Regions from separate parts of the Homo sapiens genome. Here region 1 is linked to region 2. Evidence: chromatin loops called from intact Hi-C (ENCODE). Cell type or tissue: Calu3. All regions are shown on one strand. Links, peaks and the distances in the headings refer to the core of each region. The heading gives the core; the rest is flanking DNA.

Region 1 (15,921 bases), core at 3,876-11,875, 140 kb after region 2:
GACTTACGGCAAAAGCCTTTGAGGGCCTCTCAATGATAACTACAAGGACTTTGGACTTTGATAATTTCCACTTGAGGGGCATTTACAGCCTTGCAATAGAACTTTAACTGAAGCTATCCCTGTGACTGAAGGACATAACATGATCTTGAAATCTGGAATATGCATGCTGTCTTGGTGATGTCAGGGAAACACTCTATTAGGGATAGTGGTTCCCAGAAGAGTTCCATAGTAAAATGGAGATGATTTATACAGGGCCATGCTACCTAGGGAATTCAAAGAACAGACACTCAAGAGCAGGGAACATCTTTTCCCCTAGGACTGACTCTGGAACTGTGTGAGGAGCTGCTGGATTCTATGGACACTTGGATAGTGCCCTATAGCTCTTGACTACAGCTCTTGACTGACCAACAAAGAGCTGCTTGGTGTGTGGATGGCAGTTCCAAGGGGAATGGACAACATCCTAATTAAAAGGATGGCACTCTGGTTGAACAACGTAAAAACGAATCAGCTCAGTGAGCTAAATTGCATGCCGCCTTCCTAACACTGATGAAGTAATTGGACAGTGGTAAAAGCCCCTGTGTTTGGGTTTTTACTGGCTTGTGGGCAGTGGCCAATGGCCTGGCCACACATGGTCACACAGAAGGGCAGTAGAAACCTGGCCTTTTAAAGGGATGCTCATATGGAGCTTGGCCCTCTGGAAATATGAAAGGTGCCTTAAGGTGGGCTGTGTAGATGTACATTGGAAGAGCCTCCTTCCAGGGTGGGAAGGTGACTGGAATCAACAAGCAGATATCCTTGTGTGCTCCCTTGAGGTGGCCACCTGAGTCCATGAAATGAGTGGATATGGGGGACCTGCAGAAGTGTAAGGAGGGGCCGGATCTAGGCATGTTCCTTTCGCACCCTCTCTGGAACACGATGCCAGTAAGAACTGTTCTGTTACTCAGCAAGTGAGACAGAGACTGCAGATGGCTATGGGACAGATTTCATGATGGGAAGGCCCTGGACACAGCTGGTGAGTGAGACCGATGCTGTTAGCCCTGGGAGGCTACAAATGGTTCTTGACAGGAGGAGACACTGATTCTGGAGTGGGTTTTCCTTACCTGGTGGAAGATGCAAATACTCAGAGTGCCACTAACAACAACAATAACAAAAATAGAACAGAAGATATTGCTCGGATTTGGTCAGCCAACTGTTATTTCTTCAGACTAAGGAATACACTATGCAGCCAACAATGTTCAACAATGGGCAAAAAGATCTCCTCCTCAGAATAATGATTTTTTGATAGGAGAAGTGGAACAGGCAATTAAAACATTGGTTGTCTAAAATGGGGAAGGATAAAAGCACAAGAGGCTGGTTTACACGCCTTCATGAGGTTGTGCTCACACCCAACATGAGGGAGACTAAAGGAGTGTCGCCACTAAAATTTCCTATCTTTTTCTGGTTGATCTGGGGAAGAGGGGATGTGGAAGCATGCTGGAAAAACTATGTAATTTCTGCGAAGGGAGGAGTACACTGGCATAATGATTATGATGTTTTCTTTCTTCTCCACAACGTCTCTTTCTCTCTTTTCTCCTGTATTTGATGCAGTGGTTCTGGGACCAGGGCTGCAACAAGTGCTGGAAGCAAGGATGATTCCTAAGCAAGAAACTGTCACTATGTTTTTAAACCTTATGTCAGAATTTCTAAAGGCCTGACAGGCTTAAGGGGGATGGATTGTGCCTTCACCCCATTTGGCAAAACTGAGCTTAACAGTGGATACAGTTATGTTGCCTGGGGATCCACTATTGCTGCACCTATGTAACCCATTATGTATGTATGTATGTATGTATGTATGTATGTATGTATGTATGTATGTATCCTTACCCCATCTGAATGGGAGTGGACTGAGGGGAGGCATACACTAGACTGCTATTGCTGCCTGCAATCTAAACAGCACAGCAACAACGCTAACGCTCCTTGCAAAGGTTTTTAATGAAGGATGGAAAAATAGTAGCTGAGGATAAAGGAATAAATGGGTTATGAAGTCAGGGAAATCCAATATTACATTAACACCTCAAAAGAGGCTCAGAGCAAGAGATATCATTGTCGCTTAGCTCAGTGGTAACAGATGCCTGAAAGGGTGAAGCTTCGTTTGCGGAGATCACTCCTGTTTTTGGAACATGGCAAGATTGAACGGAAGCCTGCAAACCTGAGTGGCCTTGCCCTGGGAGACACATTCTTAGGACATAATGATGGGCTGGACTAATGACTAATGTGACTGAATGGGAGTCTGATAATGTGCCAGTATCTTTTGAGTTGTGTGTTGTTTTGATGGAAGGAATCCAGGGTTACACAAAGAATGATAAAGTGAAGTGCCTTTTACCCCGTTTTGTGTCTTCTTAACTATGTGGCCTTAGGTAACTTAGTTTACTCTTCTGAGTTGTTCATCTGTAAAAGAGGAATAGCTATAATAATTTCTACTTCATAGGGCTTTGGAGAAGTGATCCCTTCTTTCCTCAGGGAATTAATCTGACCCCTTCAAAGGTGGGTGTAGAACAGAACTCTCAGACTTCCTACAGCACAGATATTGGACCAATCACAAACTGTGCCCCTACTTAGGGAAAATTGACCCAAAAGGAAGTACAATTTGGCCAAGATTTTCTCCTTGCTGGAGTCCTCTGTCTTAGGGGCTGGCACACTCAAGGAGTAGGCTGGAAAGGCAGAAGCAACTTGTGGTTAAGCCCTTCACATCTGAAGTCAGACTGCCTGAGTTCAAATCCCATTTCTGTGACCTGTTAGCTGCATGGCCTGGGGCAGTTACTTAACTCTATGTCTTCATTTTCCATCTGGAGAATGGGGACAATAGTATCTACATCCTAGAATTGGTACACAATTGAACAGTGTTTAGAACATAAGTATTAGCGATTATTACAAGTTTATAAATATTAACGGAGATACAAAATTGAAGTAATACCCAGTCCCACTTTGGATCTAAAATGGCCAAGTAGTTGAGGCAAAATTATTTTGGTGTTATACTCTTTTTATTCAGAATGATGTCAATTTTCTACTTTGCTAGTTTGAACCTGACCTCAGAAATGACACCACCACCATGATCTTCTTGAATCACTGTAACTTCCTTGTCATGCCCTTGCGGTTCTCCAAGTCTTGAGAGGTCCAATAAATCAGATAAACTTTTCCATATCACTTCACCAGACTCTGCTAACCCTAAGAGAGCAAGGTGCTGTCTAATGCATAATTATTTGGTTTAATAAAAGGAAATTTGGCTGAAAGCAGTTATCACCATAGATATAGAATCATAAAAAGTTGGTAGGGTACAGAATGGGCACCATGAAAATTTCACAAGGTTGAAATCAGGGCAAAGCTCAGCATGTGGGGTGAGCTGGAAGAATGCTCTCAGCAAAGTGGTTATTAATATCTACTAAAGAACCTGACCTTTGTTGCTGTAAACAAGACCAGATAATTACATGTTCCTTCGAAGAGCAACCTTGAGATGAAAATTGAGGCATTTGTCAAAGGGAACAGGAAAGTAATTTGTACTAAAATGAAACAGTTTTGGTATTAATATCTAACAGCTTTGGCCCTTGTCATGAAAGATTTGTTATGTTAGGTAATAATTATAATTAACATTCTTGTCTATGAGGCTTCTTCTTCTCATTTTCCAGAGAAAGGGGCCTAAAGGAATGTGATAGTCTGTGGGAAGGACTATTTTTCCCTCCTTTTTTTCCAGTGGGTTCATTCTTTTCCCTGTCTCAATTATTTATCCAAGATGAAGATGCTTTTGGGTCATAGAGTCATGATTATAAACAGGCCCAGGCAAGTAAGGTGAGCATCCTCCAGCTCTGGAAACACTTTTTCCACCACTGACTCACAAGCAGGTGAGAAACAAACCTTAAAGCCCAGTTTGTTTATAGTTACTATCTTGCTGTGGTGCCCTGTCACTCCTTTCTGTTCCCGAAGGTAAGATACGTTTTCAGGGAAAGAATTAATGAGAATTACCAAAGTGTAAAACAGTCATTTTAATTTAACATTCTTTTTCCTGACTCTTTTAGTTACACACTCTAAAATACTAGACTTATGTGAAAATGACAGGATATAAACAAATGAAATACATGAAAGGATCACTCATTTCCAAGTCAAATTTCATTTTCATTCTTCAGGGTTACATCTTGTCTCTTTTCATTTTTTCCATTCTCATTCTTTCAGGTTAAATGAAAGCACTTTCATTAGTAAATGAAATAACTGGCTTTTATCCAGGTCAGATGGTCAACAGGGGGTTATCCTTGCTAATACTGTCACATTATTCCAGAAACATACCTTGATGCCTTGTGCCACATTACAGTGTTGTTAAAGAAACCAGGACAAGGATCTTCAGTTCCTGCTCTATGCCATGCAACATATTTTGTACTGCACAGTTGATACAAAGGGTATAGGAGTAGATTCCTCTCGGACCACTCAAATTTTAAAAGTTAAAGAGCATTCTAAGATTTAAATAGTGTATCAAGATGCTGAAGTAGACATGTCTTTAAGTCATATACATCAGTTGGCAAATGGACCAACAATTACTGTTGAATTAATAACAAATACTGTTAAAGTAGAGGGTAAATGCAAGTATTTTAATCTGGATTTTCCAGATCATTTAGAAAGTGAAATTTGAGCTGGGTTCAATAGGGAGGTAAGCAGCAGATTTTAAGACAGGTGGAATGAACTTGGTAAAAACAGGGCAGTGAGCAAGCACCTGGTATATTTCATAAAGAAAGTGAACCCATTCCATCGGAGCAGAGGTTTAGTAAAAAGGTGACGAGGAACAGGCTGGAAAGCAGGCTGAGGTCAGATTGTGGAGGCCTGTTACATTTCCAAAACAGTATTTGTAATCTATTTTCTTGGGAATGGGAAACTATTGAAAGTTTATTAATATTAAGCAAGGAGGACAAGACAGTTTGCAATCAAACCTAGTGTGAGAATGAAACAGGGATTAAATTATTCAACTAAATCATGGACAGGAATGTGATTGCTTGAAGGCATACACACTCAAGGCAGATTTGCCAGGCTTCCCTCCAACCTGGCCAGCATGGAGAAGGAGCAGCTGTGATGGAGTGGAAAATGCGTGGTCTGGGTACACACAGACATGATTTCCAGTCACTTCCCAGCTACTTTCTTGTTGTTTAACTTTGGGCATTTCCTTAATTCCCCTGATACTCTATTTTCTCATCTGTAAAGTGGAGATACAACATCTACTTCACCATGTTGTTAGGAGTAATTAGAAATGATATATGAGTTTCTGGATCATAGTTTATACTCAATGAATGGTAGCTGTATTAATTTTAATTGGAATTATATTTATTGTAATTGTGTATCAGTCATCTCATATATTAAATAGAAGCTTGAAAATTGTAGCAGGACCAATTCTGATTTATTAACCATATTTCCCCACCCCCCCGCCCCCCAAAAAAAATGCTTGTTAAAAATATTTGGTTGGCAGTGAGTAACCAAGTCATCTTTATAGATGAATATCAACACCTTCTAGGTAGAGTGATGGTACTGTTTGGGAGGACAAGTGCTTTGTCTCCCCTAAGGAAAGTAGCAGCTGAGAACCCAGTGATTTCACTGACACCTTGGCTGGGGACACAGGAAATCTCAATCACTGAGACTCCATGGTGAGGAAGGCAGGGAGTAGGGGCACCCGAGGACCTTGATCTGCCCTCCCTCTTGCCTCTGTGGGGGCTCCATACTAGAAGGATGGGAAGCAGATCAAGCATTGGGTGACACAGATCTGGTTTCAAATTCTGGCTCTGCAATTTACCAACTGGGAATCCAGTACAAGTTGCTTAGACTCTTTGAGCCTCACAAGTTCCATCATTAAAAGAAGGATGATAATCCTTTGCAGGGTTGTTGTGGGAATTAAATGAGCTAATATGAAGGAAGATCCTGATTTCAAATAGGCCCTCAGTACATGGTGGCAATGACAATTCTCCTCATTCTCTCACTTTTTCTTCCTTCCAGCCTCCCTTCACTGCCTGAGACTCTTTTCAGGAAGGACATGAGCCAATGCAGTCCATGAGAGCTGGCTACGGAAGGGGACATCCTTGCTCCTTCTTACCCCTGCTTATCCTCAGCTGTAATCTGGTGACTAAATGGCTTCTCCTTCCATCAGCAAGGGGACAGTGAAACCAGGCACTGTGTTGGTCACTCTGGATAAAACCCTTAACTGATGACTCCATTGGTAAGGACAAAGCAGAGTGAAATACCTGATAATGAGGTAAATCTCTTTTGGAACCTGAAGAAAGGTGAGAAGTGAATGGGTGTTAGTAGGACGATAAGAGAAGAAAAATTCTCAAAGATGGAAGGAGGAGAAAGTAAAAAGAACCAATTGTAGGGCAGTATTTTAAACAAGTGTTTTTTTCATTTATCAATTAGAGAATCTGACTTTTTTTATTTCTTAAGCCAGTTGTTCTTAGAAAATTGCCATCTTCCACATTTCTTATTCAGATACCTCCACAAAAGGAGAAATTTGGCAGCTTTATATTCTGGGGTTTTGTGAGAAAAATTCATTTTGTCACCCAGAGTCAGCTGCTGAGAAAAAAAAATAGCAGCAGGACCTTTTCCTCTCGTTGTTATTCAAATACAACCCAGTTCTCCAGGCTGACCGAGGAATAAGTTGGAAGCAAGCAGTGAGCAGAGACTAATGCCTTAATTGGCTATTAATATATGGTCACTGCTATTCTTAGAAATAACTGGTGTTTCAATAACTACCTCAAAAATGGAGTTCAGATTTCATGGCTGTGTTCTATCACACATAAAACCAGGAAGAGTTGATGGGTAATAGGTTGGACCACGATTCATTTCTGGAAAGCTCCAGTTACATTTGCTATTGCTGTAAAAAGTCGTGCTTGGAAAGTTGCCTGGTAACCTGATTTATCTTGAATATTAATAATTCACCCATCAGGAAACTACCTTGCCTGTAACTCAGTGTCAAAATTGAACACCTCTTTGACTATGTGGTCTGCAAGGTAATGGTGGTGGGGTTGGAAGTAAATTAGTTAAATGTGGTTAGAGAATGAATCTGATAATGTGTTTATCCAACTTGGGAAGAATTTAGATGTTGTTAAAGGATATAAAGTATATAATCTTAAAGAATTGAAATGGGGATTTCTTTTTAAGTTCTACATAATTGTTACTTGATAAACTCAGATGACGTCTCACACTGAAAGTTCACTAACCACATAATTAATAGGGACATGTATTATTGATGTACTAAGACTACTTAATAGCACTTTGGTTCCATTTACAGAAGGATAAAATAGTCACCAGGCGTGAGATCAATAAATCACAAGTTTTGAGTGTTATATTTACAACCTGAGAGTCAAGTAACTCTTCATCATTGAACAGTCTCCCACTTGGAACTATGAGTGACCTGTTTCAGGTTTGTTGAGTGCCCTTGTGAAAAAATTCTAAGCTATGGAAACCATTATTTTCCCCCTGTGAAATTTCCCCATAGTACTTAGTTGGGCCTCCTTCCCTATGTGGACGCTTTGAGATGTCACAGAGGCAAGCAGTACCAAAGATCATGAAAGATTTGGTAGTTACAAACACCTTGGTTCGCATCCAGCAACTATCTCCCAAATTCAGCTGGGTCTGACATAGCAGCTGAGCTTCCTGCTCAATTTGGCCCCAACTCTGCCCAGACAGAGGACTTCTCTGTTTCCACTAGAACGAGCCAGGAACAAAAACTCCATCCATCTAAAAATGCTTGAAATAATTCTAGTGTTGGGGAAGACAAAGAGAAAATAACCGTGTGGTTTCACTGTAAGGATTTAGGTATAAGGAAGGGAAATGGTGTCAGTCAGGGATTACATCCTCATATGCCACTTGAGGAACCAAATACCTCCTAAGAAACAACCCACATCCGACCCTAAACCCTCAGATGCCAGGAATCATTAAGAGCATTCACCACAGGAGAAAATTTCTCTGTTAAACTAAAGATAAACCACTGTGCCCCAATTCCCAGATGATGGAAATCGGGCTTTAAATGATATAATGAGTCACATTTGCATTCTTTTTAGAAGATAAACAGCCAATTTATTTTTTGCCTTGAATGGCATGTCTTTTAGTAATGTGATTGAGGAGATAAAATAACCAGTGGTAACTGATTAACTATTTTAAGTCATTGTGTTCAAAACGTGTGATATATTAGTTCACTTATCCAGAAGTGATCTCAATGATTAGGAGTTGAGCCAAGGAAATAAGCAAAGCAGCTAAGTGAAGGGTAAGCAACTGAAATACTTACAAACTGAACCCTCTCTCTTATGCTCTGAACTCACAGAAAAGGGCCTTAGAGCACTCCCCAGTATCTATTTATTTTATTTAAGATACAATTCTAATAGCAAAATGGAAATAGTTGTTGCAAAGAGATAAAAAGGATGCTGTCCAAGTCAGGCAACTGAAAGTGGCAAGAAATGACAGAACTGACAATGATAAAAGAAATGGATAAATCAAAATGGCAGGAAAAAAAAATTCATGAACATTTTCTCAGTGTGGGACCATTCTGCGTAGAGTAAAATAAAAATAATTAAGCAAAACACAGATTTGGTGTTCATATTTCATAACCCTCTAATATCAGAAAATATGCGATCTGTGTTAGGAAGACAATTGATGTATCTTAGAAATAGTTCCAACATAAAAGGTTAAGTTATTTTAAATTCAGTCATCTTGAAAATAAGTGCAATGCTAACTCCTCATGTTGTTCTTCATGGATTACAAGGAAGCAGTGGAGTATCACAGTTAAAAGGATGCATATGGTTCCCAACTGCCCAGATTTCAAATCCCAGCTATGCCGTGTGTGACCTTGGACAACTCACTTAACGTCTCTGAAGCTCAATTCCTCCACTGCAAAATGGGTAGTGGTAAGGATTTAATGAGTTAATGTATATAAAGCATTGGAAGAGTACCTGGCACATAGTAAGTGTTAGATAAGCATTCTCTACAAAGATATTTGCATTTACCAAGTACCTAATGTGTGTCAGGTACTGGGAAGGGTGCTGTGATCTTTATCATTATATTTTATAAGATTTTACTACATGAAGTGAAACACCAGAATCTTGCCTTCAATATTCCTCAAGCCCAACGTAACCGGCAATAAAGAGTTATCAACCCTAGTACAACACAATGTAATCCATTATACCTAAAGTTCTTTTAACCTGATTTCTGCCATAGTAATTAACTTTTGTTTCTTGAAACTTTATGTCCATTTTGGTTGGCTACTATTCTATCTCTCTGTGAAATGTTCCCCTCTCTTCATTTTGCATGTATATTCATCACCTCTTCTGTTCAGTTACTATTTTAGACCTCAAGGATCCAATGATCTGGGAACACAGTTCATCTGAGGATAGGCATTACAAGGTAAACACAGTGTTGATAAAAGTTCTGTGTCCCTGATGGTGTCAAGAAGAAATGTGCCATCATTTTCAGGTAAAAACAACAACAAATAAACAAACAAAACTAAAACAACCAGGAAATCTGCATCTGCTTCCTGAAATATGTCCACAAAAATCAAATAGGTATAGATATACTTTTGCCTTAAACAGATAAATGAAATTTTTGAGTATCAAAAAATTATTTTCAACATCCACAAAATACTGAAACAGTACTCTTTAAAACAGTCAAGGTAATGACAAACAAGGAAAGACAGAGAAAATGTCACAGACCAGAGAAGACACGGCATGATGACTGAATGTAAGGGAGTGTCCTGAATTGGATCCTAGAACAGATAAAGATTATTAGTAAAAAGCAGTTGAAATTTGCACAAGGACTGGAGTTTAGTTAATAGTAATGTATAAATGTTAACCTCATAATTTTGATGACTGTAATGTGGTTATGTACAATGTTAGCACTGAGGAAACTAGGTTAGGGGTATTCAAGAACTCTCTGTACTATCTTTGCAACTTTTCCAGAAATCTAAAGTGATTCCAAAATAAAAAGTGTATTTAGAAAAGTATTTTCAGATCTTTGAGAGGCAGGAGAGCGGGAACAACATGCACCTTAATGTCAGAAGGTTGAGTTTGTGTTTCCCTTTCACCACCATCCAACAAGATGACTTAATGCAAGTTGGTTGAGCCTCAGGATTCACATTCATAAAAGGGGGGGATACAATTTCTACCTTATACAGTGTTATTGAAAAGAACAAATAAAAAATTCATGAACCCATACAAAAAGTAACCATAGGCACAACTATTTTTCCAAACCCTGATTTACAGCTTCAATCTAACCTTAAAACTATTTACTCAATTGACACATACATTTTTCTTATTTTACTTTTCGAAAAAGATCAATAAATGATCTGTGATGCCTTCAATAGAGAAAAATTAAGAGTTGGATATCAGTCTCAGAGGGTTTACATTTTCAAGATGTTTTTCTTTCAAAAGTAACATTGAGCTTGTTGAACTTGACAAATTAGTGTTTTTTCGGAAAATCTCCTGCACTGATCTGGGGTGTCCCTGGGTGTGTATGAAGACTTGGGCAAGAAAGAGCTCAAGAAAAATTCATGGATTTGGTGTATTACTTTAGGGTTGCGTGATTCTGACTAACTTTAAGCCAAAACTAGGTAGAGGCAAAACGTTGCTGTGGAAGTTGTGAGAAAGTCCTTGGCAGAAAGAGCAGGCAGTGAGAGGAACAGGGGTGAAATTATCCTTTCATTTTCTGGAAGGTACTGCCAGTGAAGTGGTTAAGAGTATAGGCTTTTGATCCAGACCTTCTGGATTTGAAGCCAAACTCTGACTCTTCCTTTTTAGAGCTTGGGCAGGTGACTTAAGCTCTGTGTCTTGTTTAAAGATAATTAATAAGGACATGATCCTATCTGTATTTTGGAAAACTCCTCTGGAAGCAGTGTGGATGATCGATTAGAGCAACATCAGACCCAACAAGGGCCGTGGTAGAGAAGCCAGCACAATAGTAGAGAGGTGATGAGGGCCTAAGCTGCACAGGGAGCCCTGAGCATGGGGAGAAGGAGTCTAGAAAACCATGAAGGAGATGGGTATCAGCAGAAAGTGGGGGAATCAGGGAAAGAAAGGACTCTAGATGGATTCTTAGGCTCCTGGAGACTGGGATTTTGTCCATTAACCAAGATAGAGAATCATGGAAGAGTAGGGAAAAGTCATGCTTGTGATTTGGGACATACTACATGTTTGTGTTTGGGGACATTAAGAAGGAAATGCCTATCTGGGACAGGAACTTGTGTTTTATCTCATATACCACTCTGAGTAAATGGGAGCTTAAAGAGAGTTAAGTACAAGATAGGGGTTAAGAATGCTGTTTCTTTGACTTACTAGCTGTGTGTTTAAAAGGGTCAATTGTTTAACTTTTCTGCTGCTTTTTCTTTTGTTTTGTTTTGTTTGTTTGTTTGTTTTAAGACAGAGTTTTGCTCTTGTTGCCCAGGCTGGAGTGTAATGGCACGATCTCAGCTCACTGCAACCTCCACCTCCCAAGTTCAAGCAATTCTCCTGCCTCAGCCTCCATAGGCATCCACCACCACGCCCGGCCAATTTTGTATTTCTAGTAGAGGCGGGGTTTCTCCATGTTGTTCAAGCTGGTCTCGAACTCCGTCCTCAGGTGATCCGTCTGCCTCAGCCTCCCAAAGTTTTGGGATCACAGGCATGAGCCACTGCACCTGGCTAAGTTTGTTTGTAACATGGAAGAACAACGGGCTGGTCGTGGTGGCTCATGCCTGTAACCCCAGCACTTTGGGAGGCCCAGGAGGGCGGATCACTTGAGGCCAGGAGTTTGAGATCAGCCTGGCCAACATGGTGAAGCCCCATCTCTACTAAAAAAATACAAAAAAATAGCCAAGTGTGGTGGTGTGCACCTGTAGTCTCAGCTGCCAGGGAGGCTGAGGCACTAGAATTGCTTGAACCCAGGAGGCAGAGGTTGCGGTGAGCCAAGATCGTGCCACTGTACTCCAGATTGGGCAACAGAGCCTCAAAAAAAATAAATAAAAATAAATGGGAACAACAATAGCCATCTTTTAGAGTTGCTGTCAGAATTAAAGGAGATAATCATACAAAGAACTAGCCCTTTCCAACTCACTGTAAATCCTCAATCCATGTTAGCTTTTTGTAACATTAATAACATAGCAATAATAATTTGTAGCTTGAATAATAGTAAGTTGCCTAAAGAGATGTAGCTAAGGAAGTCTGAGTTAGCCTTTGGACTCTGAACTGCCTCTGCATTTAGCACACTGATATGCAGAGCAAGCTGTATCCACACTGATCTCAGTGTGCTGCAGTTTCAAAAGCTGTTCAGCTGGGATCAAGGAAAGCAATGACCGCCTACTCCCCAAATCCTTTCTATTTCGAAATTCCCAGGTCAATGATGACCATTGCCAGAGGGTCTCAGGAAGGTGGAATCCACATGGAGAGTTGGAAAAGGGAGGCCGAGGTGGGCAGATCACCTGAAGTCAGGAGTTCAAGACCAGCCTGGCCACCATGGCGAAACCTCGTCTCTACTAAAAAATACAAAAATTAGCTGGGTGTTGCAGTGGGTACCTGTAATTCCAGCTACTTAGGAGGCTGAGGCAGGGAGAACTGCTTGAACCCAGAAAGCGGAGGTTGCAGTGAGCTGTGATTGTGCCACTACACTCCAGCCTGCAACCCTGTCACAAAAAAAAAAAAAAAAAGAAAGAAAGAAAAAAAGAAAAATGAGTGGGAACTGAGGAAGTCTAAATAAAATTCTAAACAGCAAGTATAAACCTTTGTTTTTTCAATGAAGAGGAATCACTAGAGTGGACACAGGAGGATGGTGGAAATTGAAGACAGGTAAGAATAGAACACATTTATTGACGGAGAGGAGGGAGCTAGCAGAAAGTATGGTTAACAGAGAGAGAAAATAAGTGAAGACCCCAGTCCTTAAGGAAGGACTGTGAGGATGGGGCAAGAGGAGGGAAGGAAAAGCGTCACCTCTTCCACTGAGGGCTAGAAAGGAGGTGGAGACAAGTGCATAGGCATTTGCATGTCTGAGCAGGGCTTTGAAGAGGGTAAATGTCTAAAAGCCTCTAGCATCTCAGAAAAGTTGAAGATGAGGTTATATGCTACACTGGAGAGGAGTAGAGACAAGACTGGAAAATTTGAGTGCATGGCTTCAGGTCTGAAATAAACATTGGAAGGCGACAGAGAGGAAGTTGAACCAGTCTGTGTAGAAGGATGTGAGCACTGGGATTTCAAAGACGAGGTTTGTAGAGGCCCCAGTCTGCATCTTTATATGATTTCCTCCAGCATTTTTGTAACATTACATTGCATTTTGTAACATTGCTGAGCCCCTCTTTGAGTAATTGGCAGAAAAGGCTGAGTCCTCATAGAATTGTGTGCTATTTCTAAAACATATCCATGGTTTAAAAAGCTTTAAGATCTATAAACTAAAATCCACCCATTTTGCAGGATGATTCACAGTGTCGACAGTTTGGATCAATTTCCTGAAGAAAGGACAAAACTGGAAGCTATTCTTTATGTAAGTGAAATCTAGATTATCATTTTTCTTTGGGCTGAAACAACCATCCTTCATCTTCTACATTAAAATGCAGCTGAATTTGTAATTAGATCCCTGTCCAAAACTTGTATTCCCTTATTAAGAGAATTAATTGAGTTATCTCAGAAGAGAATATTGATTACATTGAGATTTGACTAATAAAAACTTCTCTCCAGAACTTATCTAAAGTGAGGTCTGGAACTAGGTCACCGTCACTCATGAGAAAGCCCTCAGAAACCAAGATAAGACAGAGAAGAAAGGGAATTCAGCACAAGGGTCAAGAAGCCAGGGCTGGGGGCATCCTTCAGTGGAGGAGAATAGCATTTGACAGCTGCCTCTAGAGAAAGTGGAAGATGTGCAGGGCTCGCAATGTTGGGCATGTTAACAGGGGGAGAAATCCGTGAAAAAGCTGTGAAAGGAAGTCTGTGCAACTGAATGAAGTGCTAAAACAGATGACTGATTTTAAAATTTAGGGGCTTGAGGGCAGAGTGTGCCTGTGGCTTTTTCTCTTTGTGCTAAGTGGTTTCCTGAGTGGACCCTGCCACAACTCACTATCACATCATGTTGAGGCTCTTCCTTTGTTTCTCCTTTCGTGTCAGTTTCCCTCATTTCTTCTGCACTGTAGCCCAAATAATAGACATCTCCATGCCTGCTCATTAATCCACAGGGCAAAGAAAAGAAGCATCTTTGAGGTGTTTGCATTTTAATGGGCTGTACACAGACAGGGTTCGCCTGCTTCTGATCCTGGAGGACTGAAGGAAGAGGAGGCTGGATCATATTTTCCCTTTCTTGTCTAATTTAACAAACCTGCTTGGCTACCAGCAAGAAGTTGACAGATTGCATACTGTCATCATTTAATCTAAAGACTAAAATTCAATTTTCCTTTCTCAGGATCAAAATTGGGAGCAGGGGGGAATAAAACACCCCAAAGACACAAGGTGACCTGTCTCAGTGGGGTGACCTAGTGCACCAGCCAGCTAATGATGCCCGTCTGTCAGCTGGGCCCCGGGTGCCAGAGCCCGAGGGAGAGGAGACCAACCCTGACAGATGGTGGCGGCTTTGCTGATTATAGAGCTCAGTTGGACCAAGGCTCTATTTTATTCCCTGCACCAAGGTCCCTTCTGAACATAGGCTGTTTACTTAAAACATATCCATTCCTGTTTCTGCTCATCATATTCTTAGGATAAAAATGCACATAGGCAGCTGTTGCATTTTTTGGTACTAAATATTCAATTCTGCTTTGTGTTAAGGAAATTTATAATCCATTTTACCCCATAATTATTCTTTATAAGTGAGAAATCAAATCTGAAGTGGCAACAGAGAGTGGACTCTAGGAAAAGAAATCCAAATAGGCATTGCCTTTGGTTATGCTATTTCTCTGCATGAGACATTCAGACTTTTATATTATCCCACTAAAAAAGGAAACAGCAACCAAATTTAGCAAGCTGGTGTTTTCAAGCACAAAAGAATGTCAGCCCAGGAGCTTGGTTCTTCCTTTGCCTTCTGCTTGAGAAATCTCAGCTCTCCTTCTCAGAGTAATTAAAAAGTGACTTTAGAATGTTATGCCCCCAAAGTCATTGAACTTCACATCCAGCCACATATAAACATTTAAGACTAGGGGGAACAAAAGCCCAGTAGTGCATGGACAGAAGGGTCATAAGGAGGAAAAGCAACACTGGAAAAATGATCCCAACCCTCTGCCACCCGAAACCTCAGGGAGGAAAAATGTCATTCCAGGCGGCAGCTGTGAATTACAACATGCCCAGGAACTTACTCGGGCACCTTCAGGCTGAGTATCATGCTGTTTGGAAAAGTGGCAGGGTGTTATATTTTCACACCCACCTGTTGCTTTATGACTTAGTAGGCAAGAAGTTGTGGAGGCTTCCCCAGCTACACAACACTGACTTATTTAGAGCTCCTGCCTGCAGTGGCTAACGAAGGTAGGACAATGGGGCAGGTGTCTCAGCAGACACAGATTCTGAACCAAGTTAAGTGGGTGACGTAAGGTATAAGCCATAGCCCCGTTATAAAGGCGAGGCTCTGTAACCTCATTGGCCAGCTATCTTGGTAGCTTCATATGGCTGCTTCTTTTTGGCATCTAGGAAACAGCCCTTCCATTTTTAAAGACTGCAGAAGGAAAGGCTTGAATAGAGGAAGAGGAGGCTATCCTCCAACTTCCTAATCATTATCCAGCACAGGCTTTGGTAGGTTACATATGCTCAACAAAATAGCATGGTTTAGAGAAGAGAACACTGAACAAAGACTCTAGAAATGAGTATTTTATTCTTAGCTCTGCCACTTTGGAAGAGTTACTTTTTATCTCTGCATTTCCATTTCTGCAACTGTAAAATAAGGGAATTATCTGCTATGCCCTGGGGTTGGCAAACCTTTTCTGATTCTTTGGTTTAAGAA
Region 2 (15,921 bases), core at 4,459-12,458:
CTGAAAATTATCTTTAATTTATATTAATTTTACTTATATTTTCATAGGCAAACTGCAATAATGGTATACACAATTCATAGTTTTATGAAGACATGGGTTAGAAATTCTTATAGAGACTTAATCCTTCTTGCATTAAAAACTTTTAAAATATGTGAATCATGGAATTATTTTACTTTTTTTTTTTTTTTTTTTTTTTGAGATGAAATCTCGCGCTGTTGCCTGGGCTGGAATGCAGTGGCACGATCTCGGCTCACTGCAACCTCGGCCTCCCAGGTTCAAGTGAATCTCTTGCCTCAGCCTCCTGAGTAGCTGGGATTACAGGCACCCACCACCACGCCCGGCTAATTTTTTGTATTTTTAGTAGAGACTGGGTTTCACTATGTTGGCCAGGCTGGTCTTGAACTCCTGACCTCGTGATCCGCCTGTCTTGGCCTCCCAAAGTGCTGGGATTACAGGCATGAGCCACCGCGCCCAGCCTATATTTTACTTTTTAATATCATATCCTATATTAGAAATACCAATGTAAACATGTTACTTCCTGTGAAATGTAAAAAATACTTGGGAAATGATTTGATAGGAAATAAATGAGATCTGGGAGCTGAAAAATTATTTAACAAATTCAGATTTTTTCAAGATATAATTGGGTTTAAGTGTGATTACCAACAGCTTGCAGTTTTTTTAAGTTAATGGGTAAGAAGTTAAGCAGTCCCTAGGTTATCAACAAATCTGAAATTAACCATTACTTAAAACCAGGATTTAGCAAAAATGACTGGTAAAGATCTCCTCTTATTTTTCTGGTTCCCACTGTGGAGAAAGTGCCAAGAAACAATAGAGGGGAGGAAAATGGATGAGTCTGGAGCAGCTCTGGCACCGCAGGGGTGATGCATTGTTCATTCAGTACATGGGAAAGCAAACATATGGTAGAAAGTGCTTTATAAATCCAAAGGAATTTGTTGTTATTTGTTACTATTATTTGTATTATATTACCATGAATGAGTCTCTATTTCTCAGAGCAGATTTTTAAAAAGCAGGTTTAAACACCAGTGAGTGTTAAGTTAGGAAAAAACCAAGCAAGGATTTTTTTTTAAAAAAACATAGATGGTTATTTAAACAATATGCGAGTTAATGGTAACCTCAGAAACATAATCTTTGAAAGTCTTCAAAAGGTGAGTCTTTCTGGGATGTCTGAACTGCATGCCTTGCTGAAGGAGAGAGGCCAGCTTTGCATGGTGTCAGGACCTTGTTTTGCTTAAAATCATGCAACTCACTCAGAATCAAGCTATTTGCCTAGAATGCTAAAATGCTAGAAGAAAATGAAGCATCATTTTACATGTTTTATACAAGAATCATCATTTTGAAAGACGTGTTCAAAACCTGAATCATCCACTAACAATGCTCAGGAGACCCTCTGTGGCAGTCAATTGTACTTTCTGCACCAAGCGAGATGATGAAAATGTGCAGATATTGGAAAGCCCTGGCTCCTCATCTGCAATGAAGAAGATATACTGTACACATACACCCATATACCACTGGAAACGGATAGGATGTGTTATCCCTCAGGACTGTATGTTTTCTTTAAAAATTCTTATTGTTTCATTAATTCAACAAATATGTATTCGTCAATGACCATATGTAGGACTGAGTTAGGAACTGTAGGAAACACAAGGGAATCGGTTATGGACGCCTTTCTTCAATAGCTTAGAGCAGAGGTCCCCAATCCCTGGGCTGTGGATGGGTGCAGGTCTGTGGCCTGTTAGGGACTGGGGCTCACAGCAGGCGGTGAGCAGTGGGCAAGCAAGCAAAGCTTCATCTGTATTTACAGCTGCTCCCCATGGTTCGCATTACTGCCTGAGCTCTGCCTCCCATCAGATCAGCGGTGGCACTAGATTTTCATAGAAGCACGAACCCTATTGTAAACTGTGCGTGCGGGGGTTCTAGATTGCACACTCCTTATGATAATCTAGCACCTGATGATCTGCCACTGTCTCCCATCACCCACCAGATGGGACCGTCTAGTTGCAGAAAAACAAGCTCAGGGGTCTCACTGACTCTACATTGCGGTGAGTTGTATAATTATTTCATTATATATTACACTATAATAATAATAGAAATAAAGTGCACAACAAATGTAATGCACTTGAATCATCCTGAAACCATCCCCCGCTTCCTGGTCTGTGGAAAAATTGTCTTTGATGAAACTGGTCCCTGGTGCCAAAACGTTGGGGCCTGCTGACCTAGAGTCTGGTCCAGGGTTTCTCAACCTCACACTGTTGTCATTTCTTTGTTGTGGGGGGTTTCTGTGCATTGTAGGATCTTTAGCAGCTACCCTCGCCTCTACCTACCGGCTGCCAGTAGTACCCCCCGTCTTGAGTTGTAGCAACCAAAACCATCTTCAGACCTTACTAAATATTCCCTGGGGGACAAAATTGTCTCCATTTGACAACCACTGGTCTTTTACAAATGATAAAACATATGCACACTTAACACAAAGATAGCAAATGATGACTGACAGGAAAGAAATACAGATAAACAAACGCTGTAGACATTCACAGGAGGCAATAATCACTTTCAGCTGAAGGCTTGCTGGGCAAGGAAGTGTTTACATTAGGCCTTGAGGAATTCCCAGGATTTAGAAATACAATTAAGAGGGCATTCCAGATGGAGGAAACAGCAGATACCAAGGAATTGAGGTACAGATGGAGTAGTTAGGAGTTTTGTTGGAAATCACATCAGATTGGCTATTGGGGCAGATCCTGGAGGATCAGATCCTCTGATTAAGGAGGGCATATTCTGCAGTGATGGGGACACAGCACAGTGCCTTAGTTCTGACTGGGACAATCCCCTATGGGTAAACTGTAGGTAAGATGTATTGGAGGTGAAATTAGGATGTTGAGAGCTGGATGGCAGGGTTGCCATGGACAGCAGATTACCAAGAGAGTCTAAGGAGACATTGTGAGTGTCAAGACTAGGAGAATATGGACCTTAGAAACATTTCAAAGTAAACTCAAAAAGACTAGGAGTAAAAATGAAAGAGGAATCAAATACGACCTAGCTGTTTGAAGCTTGGAGGTTATTATTAATAGAAATGGAAACTGTTGGAGAAAAGGAAAGTTAAGATTAGAGGGAGATAAATTCACTTGGGTCATGCTCAATTTGAGATGCCAGCAGGATACAGTGGTGAATATATCGAGGGCATTGGAAAACCCATTTCTGAGGTTTGGGAGGGAGATCAGAGCAAGGGGAAGATTTTGGAACAATAGGCTCTCATGGCTGTTTCCTCCTCTCTCTGTCACTATTTCTTACTTTATTTTTCTAGCTCTTCTTTCTTTTCCTTCCTCTGAATCTGTTGTTACTTGTTACTTCTCTTTCTCTATTATTCTTTGAATAATAGTAAGAAGAAGAAGAATAACAGCTGTCATTAGGTAAGCAACTGTTACATTGCAGGCAAGGAACGGTGTTTCCTGATGTCTTTGTCCTTCCTCCCACCAGTGTGTTCCTTCAGCTCACCTCCAGCCAGCACATCAGCCTCTTTTATTCCTAGAAAATACCTTACTTGTATTGCTAGTCTCATTTAACCTCTTTATAACTATCAGGTAAGGTCAAACTTATTATTTCCATTTTCAGATAAGAAAATAAAGGCCCAAATATATTAGATTAGTTCCCATGGACCTGACTGGTAGGTGACACAGATGATATTCACACACTGATCACACACTGAGATTATTCTCTTTCCACTAGAACAGGTATGGGTAAATTACTGCCTGTGGGCCAAATCAGACCCCCTCACCTGCTTTTCTATAGCCTATGAGCTAATAATGGTTTTTACAGAAAAGAATCAAAGAATAAATGATAATGTTTTGTGACATGGGAAAATTATATGAAATTCAAATTTGTGTCCATTAAAGAAGTTTTACTGGGACACAGTCACACTCATTTGTTTGTGTATTGGCTGTGGCTGCTCTTGCCTTACAATGGCAGGACTGACTAGATGTGACAGAAATTCTATGTCTCACAAAACCAAAAATATTTACTCTCTGGTCCTTTGCAGAAAGTTTGCCATTCCCTGCTGTGTGCTCCTTCTGGGCAAGTCATTGAATCTATGGATTCAACTATTGCCTCTGTGCACGAACTCTCATGCTGGAATGAAACAGAAGAAAGAGGAGAAATGGCACCCTCCCCCACACCAAGTTATAATAGTCCCACCAATAAAATCCCAACAACGCAGACAGGGAACACATTACACCTGTCAAAAAAGTGGCAGAATCTGAAGCATGGTAGTCAGTGGAACCGGCCACAGTCATTGTGACACACAATTTATCAGTGTGTCTTTTTCTTTTCCTGAGGTAGTAAAAACATCATATATATTTTTCAAGATGCAAAATAAAAACCTATAAAATCTATGATGACTGAGAAAAGAAAATAAATCTTATTTCAATAAAGCTGGAGGGATTAGCAGATGCCCTGAGTGCCCCCACACTCAAAGCACAGTGTGTGGTATGAACTCATTTAAATAAATATTTGCTGAAAAATGAATGTATGAAAGCAGAAAGGAGGGGCTAACCCAATACAAAAATCAGCATAAGGGAAAATAATATTTAGGAGGTAAAACCCTGTATCAGGCCATTCTTGCATTGCTATAAAGAAATACCTGAGATTGAGTAACTTATAAAGAGAAGAGGTTTAATTGGCTCACAGTTGTGCAGTCTGGATAGAAAGCATGGTGCCAACATCTGCTTGGCTTCTAGAGGAGCCTCAGGAAGCCTACAATCATGGCGGAAGGTGAAGCAGGAGCAGGCACTTCATATGGCAAAAGCAGGAGAGAGGGAGAGAGAGAGAGAGGAGTGTAGGAGGGTAAGTGCCACACCCTTTAAATGACCAGATCTCATGAGAACTCACTCACTATCATGAAGACAGCACCATACTGTGAGGGATCCACCCCAGTAATCCAAACACCTTCTACCAGGCTCCACCTCCAACATTAGGATTACATTTTTTTTTTTTTTTTTTTGAGACAGAGTCTTGCTCTGTCGCCCAGGCTGGAGTGCAGTGGCTTGATCTCGGTTCACTGCAACCTCTGCCTCCCAGGTTCAAGTGGGAATTACATTTTAACATGAGATTTGGGGGCGGTGACAAATACCCAAACTGTATCAAACCCTATACCTGAGACGTTCCTTTTCTAAGAATAAAGAAGGTCAGTGAGCTGGAGATAAACCAAAGGTACATGTTGGTGGAGAGGAGGGAGAAGGACAGGCAGGCAGAAGGCAATTACAATCTCCAGTATTCCAAGAACACTCATGTTTCAGAGTTTCCAAAGCTTGCCTCCCAGGTGCTGAGCTTGCCTCTGAGTGCAGCTTCTAATTTTCCATTTATTTTTCCTTCCTTCATCTTCCTTCACAGAAGATAATTTGTTCACATTTTTTTTTGCAAATGAGATGACAGAATGCAATGCATATTCCAATGGCATACTTGAAGAGTTTTAGATCTTCTCTAGTTTTAGAATCATGTGTAAGCTGTTTTAGGGCCTATACATATTTGCTTCAGAAATGTATCATGAACATTAATTGATATTTTTCTATTTCATTATTGCTTTCGGAGAATTTGCTGCCCACTTTAATAACTGAAAATTTCTAATATAATTACTTAGTTATGGTTAATTTTTCTTAAACAAAATTGTAATCTTTTGCAGAATTCACTTTAAAAAAAGATATAATCAATTCATTGCCATGTTCTTAAAGATTGGGTGCCCAGCCAGCTTTTGTGAGGCAGAACAGACTGGAATCTTTTCCACCTGTACATCTTGACAAAGTTTTCTTTGAGTATATCTTCTTTCCTTCTTTTAAATCTATTATCTTTCGTTACCTATGGCCCTTCTCTGTCTGTTTCTCTTTACTCTGTTTTCCTTATTTCCTTAATGCAGGGACAATGCTATTCATCTCTACATCCCTCACATAGTAGTTGCTCAATAAATGCTTGATATAGTGATGGATGCTTTTGTTCTTCCTTTTTGTCCTCTTTCATCCATCTCCTTCCTCACACTCCTCCTGTTTTGCTCAGAGGGAATAATATACATTTACTAAGTCATAACCTTAGTCCCTTATATGATTCTGCTTTGCCAAAGAACTTTGTGCCCATCTGTTACCCATCTGGTTAGTGTCATCTTTTGGTCACACCAATCTTTACCCTGATGATATCCAACTTCCCTAGCTTCTAGCCCTAACCCAACACTTCCCAATGTATGTTCTGTGGAACACATTAATGAGATATTAATTTGTCTAATGTAAAAAACAATTTGTGATCAAATTAGAGAAATATGTTGTAAAACATTTAAATTATTTGTAGTGAGATTTTTCAAGTCTTTCAATATGCAAATGAGCAATGAGAATCTTTAAGAGCAGGTATAGAATGCAGTACTTTTTAGATGTTTGACCAAAGAATTTCTCTCCCTCTTCCCCCAACAAAGAACTTCTCAACGGACGCAATTTGCAAAATGCAAAATGCAAAATGTTTGTACTCCTCACTTAGGATACAGACATCTGCTGGACTAAGTTTATCCCCTGCCAGGAAAAGGGACTGAAATTGACATTGAAATTCAATAAGGGAATTAATATTTATTGAGAATCTCTTCCGTTGCAGACACTATGCCAGGAACTTCAAAAATATATATTGACATAATTTTCTCATTTAGTACATATCCTTCTGTTAATACTATGAGGCTGATATTATTCCCATTTTATAGATAGTGAAACAGTAGCTCAGTTGGTTAACCTAGCCATGGCCAACTAGCTAGTAGGTGGCAGACCCAGCATTCCAGCCTACATTTGTTTGAAACTAAAGCCAGAACATTTTCCTTTCCACTTGGCTGCTTGAGGAACTGTGGCAACTATCAGCCAACCTATCTCATATGTAACAGTAAAAATAGGCACAAACACAATTTTTTAAAATTAAAATTTATTTATTTTAGAGATAGAGTCTCACTTTGTTGCCCGGGCTGGAGTGCAGTGGCCTGATTATAGCTCACTCTAACCTTGAACTCCTGTGCCCAAGTGATCTTCTCACCTCAGTCTTCTGAGTAACTGGGATTACAAGTATGTGCCACCATGTCCAGCTAATTTTTTAAAAGATTGTGTAAAGATGGGCGTGGGGGTGGGGGTGGGAAGGCAGAGGGTGGACCTGGCTATGTTACCCAGGCTGGTCTTGAACTCTGGCCTCAAGTGATCCTCCCATCTTTGTCTCCCAAAGCACTGAGATTACAGGCATGAGCCACCACATCTGGCAAAAACATGACATTTAAAAAGTTTTAGACCAATTTTGCATAAGGAACTAAGAGAACCAGGCAAGACTACTGGGTATGGTTGTGCAGATTGTACACTGCACCATTCGAGGGGAAGCCATGTGACTGGCACCCCCTAAAATAAAGTGCTGTCTTCAACGTCAGCAGCCATATGTGCAGCTCTGGAACAGGAACAGATTGGGAAAGGTAGCCAGGTGCCATGGTACTTTGAGTTTTCAGATGCAAATATAAATTTTGAGCAAGAAATTAGGACAGAATGGCAACCAGTTTTAGGAAAATAATATATGTAAAAACTCACCTCGAAACAGGTAATCAAAACTTGCACATAGTACAGTATTGGCAAGAGAGGACTGGTACATCCTGATAAGCCAAGAGTTTGGAGTCACTTTTTATTATATTCATAATCACTATGTTCCTAATATCTATGGATTCACTCTCCTCCCTTTTTTTTTCTTTCTCCTTTTTTCTTTTTACCATCTTCTGTCTTTTCCAGATGTTTCATTTGAGCTGCTCTGCTCCCCACTGGTGGCTGAGCCAGGCCTGACCAGGGCAGGAAGGGTGATCAGTAGCCTCACACACAGCAGCTGGTAGAGTCTGAAGGTCACGCTTGGCCTTCCACCAAGTGTCCAATGTGCTGGGGATTAGCCTCTGAATCACAGCCTTTCCCTTCTCCTGCCATGTTGGCCCAGCCATACAAGAGGCTCTCTCTGCCCAGCACACAAGTCCCTTGCTGTGACTGGCATTCTGCTGTGAAAACCAGATTACTTATTAGACTTTATCTTCAGTGAACCTTTGACTAACTTCTGCATGGGACTGGAATATGATCTGCATACCTTTCATTACTGGCCAAGATTTTCATTGTGCATATTGGAAAGCATACAGACTTTGGTGTCAGATACTCAGAGGAACAAAGTCCAGCCTTAACAATTACTAGCTGTGTCACCTAAGACAAATTACTCAACTTTGCTGGACTTTGCCCTTCTCATCTATGAAAGGGCGTATTAAGGAATGGCTCACATGAAGGATATCATCTATATGGGTTTGTATTACTCCTCCCTTGTTTTTCTGAGGAGGTCCCATGGAGTAGATATTGGTTACAGTGTTTTCAGTTGCAGGAAATGGTGACTCAATTCAAAGCAATTTAAACAGATAGGATATTTCTTGGCTCATACAAAACAAAATCCAGAGGTAGGACAGCCACAAATCTTGTTGATCCTCCTGCTTAATTATGTCATCAATAAACAATGGTCCCTCTGTCTCTCCACACAGCAATCCACAAAGAAGACTTCATCCTAAGGTAAATGCTCTACTTAGTAGTATGGTTGCTTTGAGTAACAATTGGTGTCATGTGCTTCTCTGTTCACTTCCAGAGGGAAAATCAACATTTCTCACTGATCTTTGGAGCCCAAGTTCTTCCTGTTCATTTCCTTGGACCAATTTAAGTCATATGCTCTTCTTGAATCAATAATTTTAGTAGGGAAAGGCTAGATGCTGACTGGTCTAAGTTCCTGAACCACCACTGGTTAATGAATCACCATGATTGACTAAGACCAGTAAAAACCATTCCTAACTGTATTGCAGGTATCTAATGTGGAAGGGGTGGGGTGAAGGTTGAAGAATCAGACTGTACAGGGTGAAACGCTTGAGCTTTGGTTTATATCCCTACCTGGCAAGTACCAATGGGGTTACAATTTCTGAACTGCAATTTATCCATCTAGAAATGGGGGATAAAAATAGTACCTCTCTCACTGGCTAGCTTCACAAGATTTGTGACGCCCTTAGCCCTGAGCTTAGCAAATTGTTTACAAATTCTAGGTGTTATTATTTCTTTATATGCCTAGAAATGTGGTGCCACTTGCTATATTTGTTTGTTACTTGATTCCTGGATTCCTACCACGGACTCCTCTGCACCAGGGTTGCTGAATTCCATCTGCACATTTCATGCCCTCTCTACATTGTACCTCTGACAATTCAGTTGCTCATGAAGGGTTGACTGGATTAGTCATTAGTCCCTTCTCTCTTTCAGTACTGCCCCATCAAATCTAGACTTAAAACTCTTAAGTCCTCCCCAGTGACACAGGGTATTGAGGTCCCAGCTTGCTTTGTGCCAGGGTGTGATGGTTGGTTTTGGGTATCAACTTGACCAGATTAAGGGACACCCAGATAGCTGGCAAAACATTATTTATTCTTACTACTTCAGTAGGCACTGAACTTGTTCCTCAAAGCCAGGTGACTTGGAGTTTGGTTAAATGATTGGGCTGCCCGAGGTGTGAGGACGTTTGCAGAGGAGACTGGCATGTAAGTCAGTGGGCTGAGTGGAGAATATCCACCTTCAATGTGAGTAGGCACTCTCCAGTTGGCTGAGGGCCTAGATGGAACAAAATGGGAGGGGAAGGATGACTTCTTACTCTCTCTTCCAGAGCCAGGATGCCCATATTCTCCTGCCCATGGAGGTTAGACCCCAGATTCTCCCATCTTTGGACCCCAGCACTCACACCAGTGGACCCTTGGGCTCTTGGACCTTTCGCCTTGAACTGAGATTTACACCATTGTCTTCCTTGGTTCTAAGGTCTTCAGACTTGGACTGAGCACACTGCTGGCTTCCTTCATTCTCCAGCTCGCTGACAGCCTATCATGGGACTTCTCAGCCTCCATAATCAAGTGAACTAATTCCCCTAATAAGTTCATTTTCCCCTCTTTCTATATATATACATATCCTATTGGTTCTGTCTCTCTGGCAAACCCTGACTAAATCACAGAGCAAACTCATATTTTGATAATTTTCTTGGTAAGCAAGAAATAATAAGTAATGATCATGAACAACTAGCTTGGCAACCAGGGACCTCTATCTATGCCAGAACTAAACATCTCCTATTGTTCTCATTGCTAAGATGCCTACTACCCACAAGTGAATATTTGCGTGTGACACCTGCATTTAGGCTAGACCTACTTTATTCACATCCGAAACAATATCATTATTGCATTGCTTAGAGTCTTGTTTCTTCTTGGAGATAGTGTTGTCAAATATTACATATCCTCACCTGTTTTTAAATTCCCATGGGTTGTACCACTTCTTAAATAGGGTCTTCCTCTTTTGCTGTGTCACTGTTATCTTGAAATATCAAACAAATTTGGTATTACTTTTTCCATTTACTTTCTTTGATAGCATGCACAATTTTTTTTTTAGTCTAGCCAGTAATGTTCTGAAAGATGTAGTGAATTCCATAGGTTTGTTATGTTCTCATATTTTACTTTCTAATCCTTTGTTTCTCTTTCTTGGTCCTCCCCATGGTAGCTTGGAAGTGACACACAACTGCAGCCCTTTAAAAAAGTAGACTGTGCTTGTGGTGGTGAACAGCTCATGACAATGGCTCTTGGCTGTCCAAACCATTCTAAGAGGATATGGTGTCTAGTCTGTTGTGAAAGTCCAGGGAGACCCAAAGGCTACAGTGGCAGTTTCAAGCTGGCATATGGATAGGCGTAAAGGTTACAAACAGATGGTAGATGGAGTTAGAAGCAAATATTTTCATTTTCAAAACAGCAGACACAGCACCAGGCACCTAAAGGCAGTGTTTCATATTGCAGTGGGGGAAACTTGAGCTCAGTGGCAGGCTTTGGCATCACCCAAGAGGAGTGGCGAGCTGTCCACAAAGGCAGCATTTGGAAGGGCAACCCTCTCCTCCCTGGGCCACATTCACAGATGTGCACTGCTGGCGGAGACCCTGCTGGCTAGGATGTAGGTCTGGGAGGGAAGTGGTGTCCTGAGGGCCCAGCCTTAGGACACTTACCCAGCCACAGGACTGGGCTTTAGTCACAGATCATATACAGAAATGGCACCAGACAAATGTTGAAAAGAGAATATCTCTCCCCTCATCCCCAGAATTTTGTCTTAAAGAGTAACACATGCTACTTGTACGTATGAAGGAGAAATACCAAAACCTAGGTGACAGTTACTGCTGAATTATCAGAAGACCAAAGAGAGGGGGGATTTTACTCACCTTAACCTACTGGTGTTACTTTCTCCGCTTTATACTGACTTGTGTGCAGCTGCCCCCAGGAAGCATGATGGTCACCTAGAGTCCAGTGTTGTTTAAAAGAATCACAGCTGCGTACTTTGATGTAGACAAAAAAGAGAGAGTTGAGTACAGTTAGGGCAGCTGTGTGCATGCAGTGCGTGTGCACATATGGGAGACACACTTCTCAAAAGGAGACTGTAGACAACACAGCCCTCTTGTGATGAGAACAGCATGGCCCTTTTGCTCGGCTTTCTTTGAGGCTGTGCTGTAAGGGTGCTTCTCTTTCCAACCCTGTTGGAATCTATAAACTTTCTGGGACCTTGGTCCTTGGCATGTCTGCCTGGGGGTTTTTGCTTAGAGGATACTGCTGCTTATCTTGCTCACTCCTGATGGCTCACAGTCTCTTTCTGCTTACTTTTGCATCAGGGCTGAGCTTCTGTGACTCCTTCGGCCCTCCAGCCACTGCGGAAGTTATAAGCCCTCAAGAGACAGCAGAAAGATTAAAGGGATGAGCCTCTGAAATTGTATGAATCTGGGGCTTTGGGGAGCCGAGCTTGATTTACATTGGAGCTTTGCTGGAATCATTTCCCATGGACATATTCAGGAGGCTGTTGGAGGCTTCCACTGCCCTCCTCCTTTTCAAGGTAGCTATTTCAGAAAGTTAATTAACCTGGGATAGTTCCCTCCTTTGGAGCTTGAGAGAGACCCAGAATTTGTCTTTTTAAAATGACCCATATCCTGGAAAATGGGGAAGACAAATCCTCATCTTCATCCTCTTTTATCTTAGTAGGCTCATTTTTTTCTTCAACTCACGATAATAATTTAACTCCCCTCTTTTAGATTTATTAACGTACATATTTATTAGTTGCTTGTTTTGTACAAATTGCTATGTTAGGGACTCTGAAGAATATAAAGAAGTAGAAAACTCGGTCTTTGACCTCAAGGAATTTGCAATCTTAATGTGATTATAAAACTTGAAATGATAACTGACACATTTTAGACTATGTTAAGTCTCAGATGACTGGAATAGGTGACAAATGCCGTAAGAATTTCAGCACATATTTCCCTCTCTCTCATCTTTGTCTTTAGAGTTAAGCAGTGTGAGTCTGAATCTTGAGTCACACTCCTGTGTGACCTTGGACAAGTCACTTGTCCTTTCTAAGCCTCAGTTTTTCATCTGCAAAAGGGGAAGAAATAATGCGAGCCTCTCAGGAGTTGACTGAATTAAATAATGTATAAAAAGCATTTAACACCTTCCCTTGCACATACGAGTGCTCAATAAAAACTGTTATTATTGTTAGTTACCTAGCAATTTTATGTACTCCTCAATGCTGTGAGTAGACATATGAGAGAAAGCTCACAGATACTGACTGCATGGCTAATATAACATTTTCAGACTTTTCAGTGATGTCTGCCTCTATGGAGCTGAAACAATATTTAAACTCTCAGTATCCCTTGCTTTCCACTCTCTCCATGGTTTAATCACTAAAATAAATATGGGGTAATTAAATAAGTTGACCCAAGGCTATACCAAATGAAGTGACCCAGACCCTGGACAGCTATCGATAAGGACAGAGTCAGAGGGGAGAGGTGGCAATCCTAATAGAGGAAAGATATTTCATAAAGCCAGCACCAATCCCTGCATTCATGGAGGGTGGTAGGAGAGAAGGAACATACAGGAGTTCCTAAGTCTTATTTTAACCTGTTGCGTGCCATGTTATATTTCTGTTCCTTAATTTAGTAGAAAATCTTTTTTTTTTTTGGTGACAGAGTCTCGCTCTGTTGCCCAGGCTGGAGTGCAGTGGTATGATCTTGGCTCACTGCAACCTCTACCTCCCAGGTTCAAGCGATTTTCCTGCCTCAGCCTCCTGAGTAGCTGGGATTACAGGTGTGCACCACCACACCTGGCTAATTTTTGTATTTTTAGTAGAGGTGGGGTTTCATCATGTTGGCCAGGCTGGTCTCAAACTCCTGACCTCAGGTGATCCACCCGCCTCAGCCTCCCAAAGTGTCGGATTACAGGTGTGAGCCAATGTGCCTGACCAAAAATCTTTTTATCCTAACACTTGTAAGTACTGATGCCCCAGGAATAGGGCCTGTGAGGACACAGATTATGAATGCTAACAGACATAGAAGTAAAACTCTCCCTTCCTATGCTTTAAAACATCCCTAAAACTCACCACCACTGTCTTGCTCAGTGCGGGCTTGGTAACTAACAGCTTCATGGGAAGATTTCCTTTTGCCTTTGAAAAGTGCTCTCCCAGTGGCTTTGAGAAATAGCTGATTCCTCTCCCACAGGCCAGCGGTTCCCTTTTCCCACAGGAAGCCCGCAGCAGCAGCAGGTGGGAAGCCAGGGAACTTTTGAAAGCTGATTCTGTTTGTGCTTTACCTATCGCTCCCTTTGAAGGTACTGTGGAAAAGAGAGCCCATAATGGAGGTTCTAACAACTCTCCAGTTAGTTTTAAAAATGATTCAGCCTATGAAATTGTTTCCAGGCCACAGGGCTTTTCCCAGCTCTTCCTAAACTGTGAGCTCAAAGCAAGGACAGCAAAGGACAGAGCTCAGACAATGCTCCCAGTCTGTTTCTGGGAATGTGCTGTCTCCTCTTAGGCAGAACAGTTTACTCGGAACCTGTACTAATCTTCAGGGCTGGTTTATTAGCATGCACCCTAAGGCCTTTCACCTGGCAGCCAGAAGGGCATTTAGTATCAATACAGCATCCCCCATTTAGGTGTTTAATATGATATCCAAATGAACTTCTAGCCAGCCAGAACTATGGGGATCCAAGGACAAGACCAAAAGATGTTTATATATCATTAAACTGGTGACCCAGTAACAAACCACACCATCCAAAGAGGGTGAGTGTGTGTGTGTGTGCGCACACACAGAATTATACAAATTTCACGTGAATAGCACAATCATATTACACTGTATTTTGGAGGGCTTCAAGGTATTCAATTGTTTAATGCTGATGTATAAATCATCTCACAACTTTTGTAACTTTGATTTGGCATTCTTCATACACACACAATACACACACACACATACACACATACATATATATGTGTAGTATGCTTGCAGCCCAGAAACTGAGAGTGACCTAGGACTGCTTTTTATGTTTAAGAGGCCTGGTTGTGCAGCAAAAATCACAGCAAGTCTGAATTATGCTGACTATAAACTAAGAATACAAGGTACCCAATATGGCAAGTACAAGGGTATTTACGGCAACAAGAAGGCACATTAATCAAAGTGGGAACTGTTTTGGAAATTTAGATGGAACGCTGTCATAACTATAGATGTTTGGAAATTTCTTCTGGAAAGTGAAGCTCACTCTAACACCAGGGAGACTTCTCATCATCCCCCTTTTCCTCAGCATTGGTAGGTCATTTTAATCTCTTAAAAATCACGTCATTTTGCATTCATCCATTTCTCATTTCACAGTGCCTACTATGCACCAGATACAGTGGATGTAAAAGCAACTTGTACGTTGTTTGGTTCTATTAAACATTAATGATTATTATTAAGAGTTTAGTACAGACTTCATCCAATGACAGCTATGGTATGGAGTTCTGCAAATCTCAGAGACTAGATCTAGTAGTAACTTGAAATCGGGAGTGTCAATATTCTTAGGTGAACCTAATCAAACGTGAACAGGGAGGACTGCATCCCCGAGTTGAGGACTGCAGTGTTTGCTGCCTAAGTGCACGGGGCTGAGCGTTTGGCTCTGAGAGGTGTTTTGGAAATATTTGAATTGGCCTGAATTCTCACCTATGAGGCAAGACTGTGCACTCTTGATGTAGACTGTTTGCTGTGGTTGCAGTTGCCGACCCTGCTCCTCTCACTTTAAAAGATATGCTTGGAGAGGCTGTTCTCTCCTTGTGTGTGTGCCAAAGGGACACCTTCAGCAGCAAAGAATTTGAAAGCAAGTGTGTGTGTGTCTGGGGTGAGGGGAGAATGAGGTGGGGAAGAAACCCTACTTCTCTGATCGAGATTCCAGGGAGGAGATAAAACGCCCTTTAAGAAAACAAGAAATTAGCCATTAGTTCTACAAAGATGCATTTCACCAAAGGAGGAACTTCTCTTTGTTCAGGGGAAATACTTTTTTTTTAAAAAAAGGTCCTGATTCCAGTTGTTGCCCAAGTCAGTTCCTAATTACGACTGACTGTGGCATAGACCTCTGTGAATCCCCTGAAGTGGTTAGTGAACTGAAACCCAACTTTTAAGAAGATTTGAGATCAAAAGTATAGTTTTATTAAGTCAACTTAAGATTACATGTTCTGGAAAAAGGCATATTGAGTCTGTGGATAAGAAATAATAATTACATACCTGAAGAACCAAAAGGAGAAGAAAAGGGGACTGGTTGATTTATCCCATTACAGATGCAGTGTCTTCTAGCTAATCTTCATTTCTTTTCTTTTCTTATTTGGTCTGCTCTGCCCTCCATGGGGTTATTCACCAAAGAGTGAATTGTGTCATGCACTGGGGTCTCATGAAAACTAGAGATAGAAAACCTAATCCTAAATTCTTCTCTTTGAAGAAAACACCTTTCTGAAAGGCTTCTCAGGAGATGCAGAGAGCTGTGGTTTTGAGTCTCTGTATCGGAGCCATTCCCCT

The links. A loop is a pair of places that touch in the nucleus more often than their neighbours do. Peaks named below come from ENCODE experiments on the same cell type or tissue, not always from the same donor. Only the 100,000 strongest peaks of a DNase experiment are listed, where the experiment ranks them.
Region 1: it touches region 2 in a loop (2.1-fold over the local background); 2 of 110 quality-filtered maps call a loop at or near these places.

The regions. Positions count from the first base shown.
Region 1 is chr12:67,877,914-67,893,834 of GRCh38, forward strand. No RefSeq gene overlaps it. Among named protein-coding and RNA genes, the nearest start is that of LINC01479, 43 kb to the right of the region's middle. In Calu3, for the core only: no CTCF peak of the experiment used is centred there; no DNase peak of the experiment used is centred there.
Region 2 is chr12:67,740,052-67,755,972 of GRCh38, forward strand. No RefSeq gene overlaps it. Among named protein-coding and RNA genes, the nearest start is that of LINC02421, 19 kb to the left of the region's middle. In Calu3, for the core only: no CTCF peak of the experiment used is centred there; DNase peaks (open chromatin) are centred at 7,960, 8,260 and 8,700.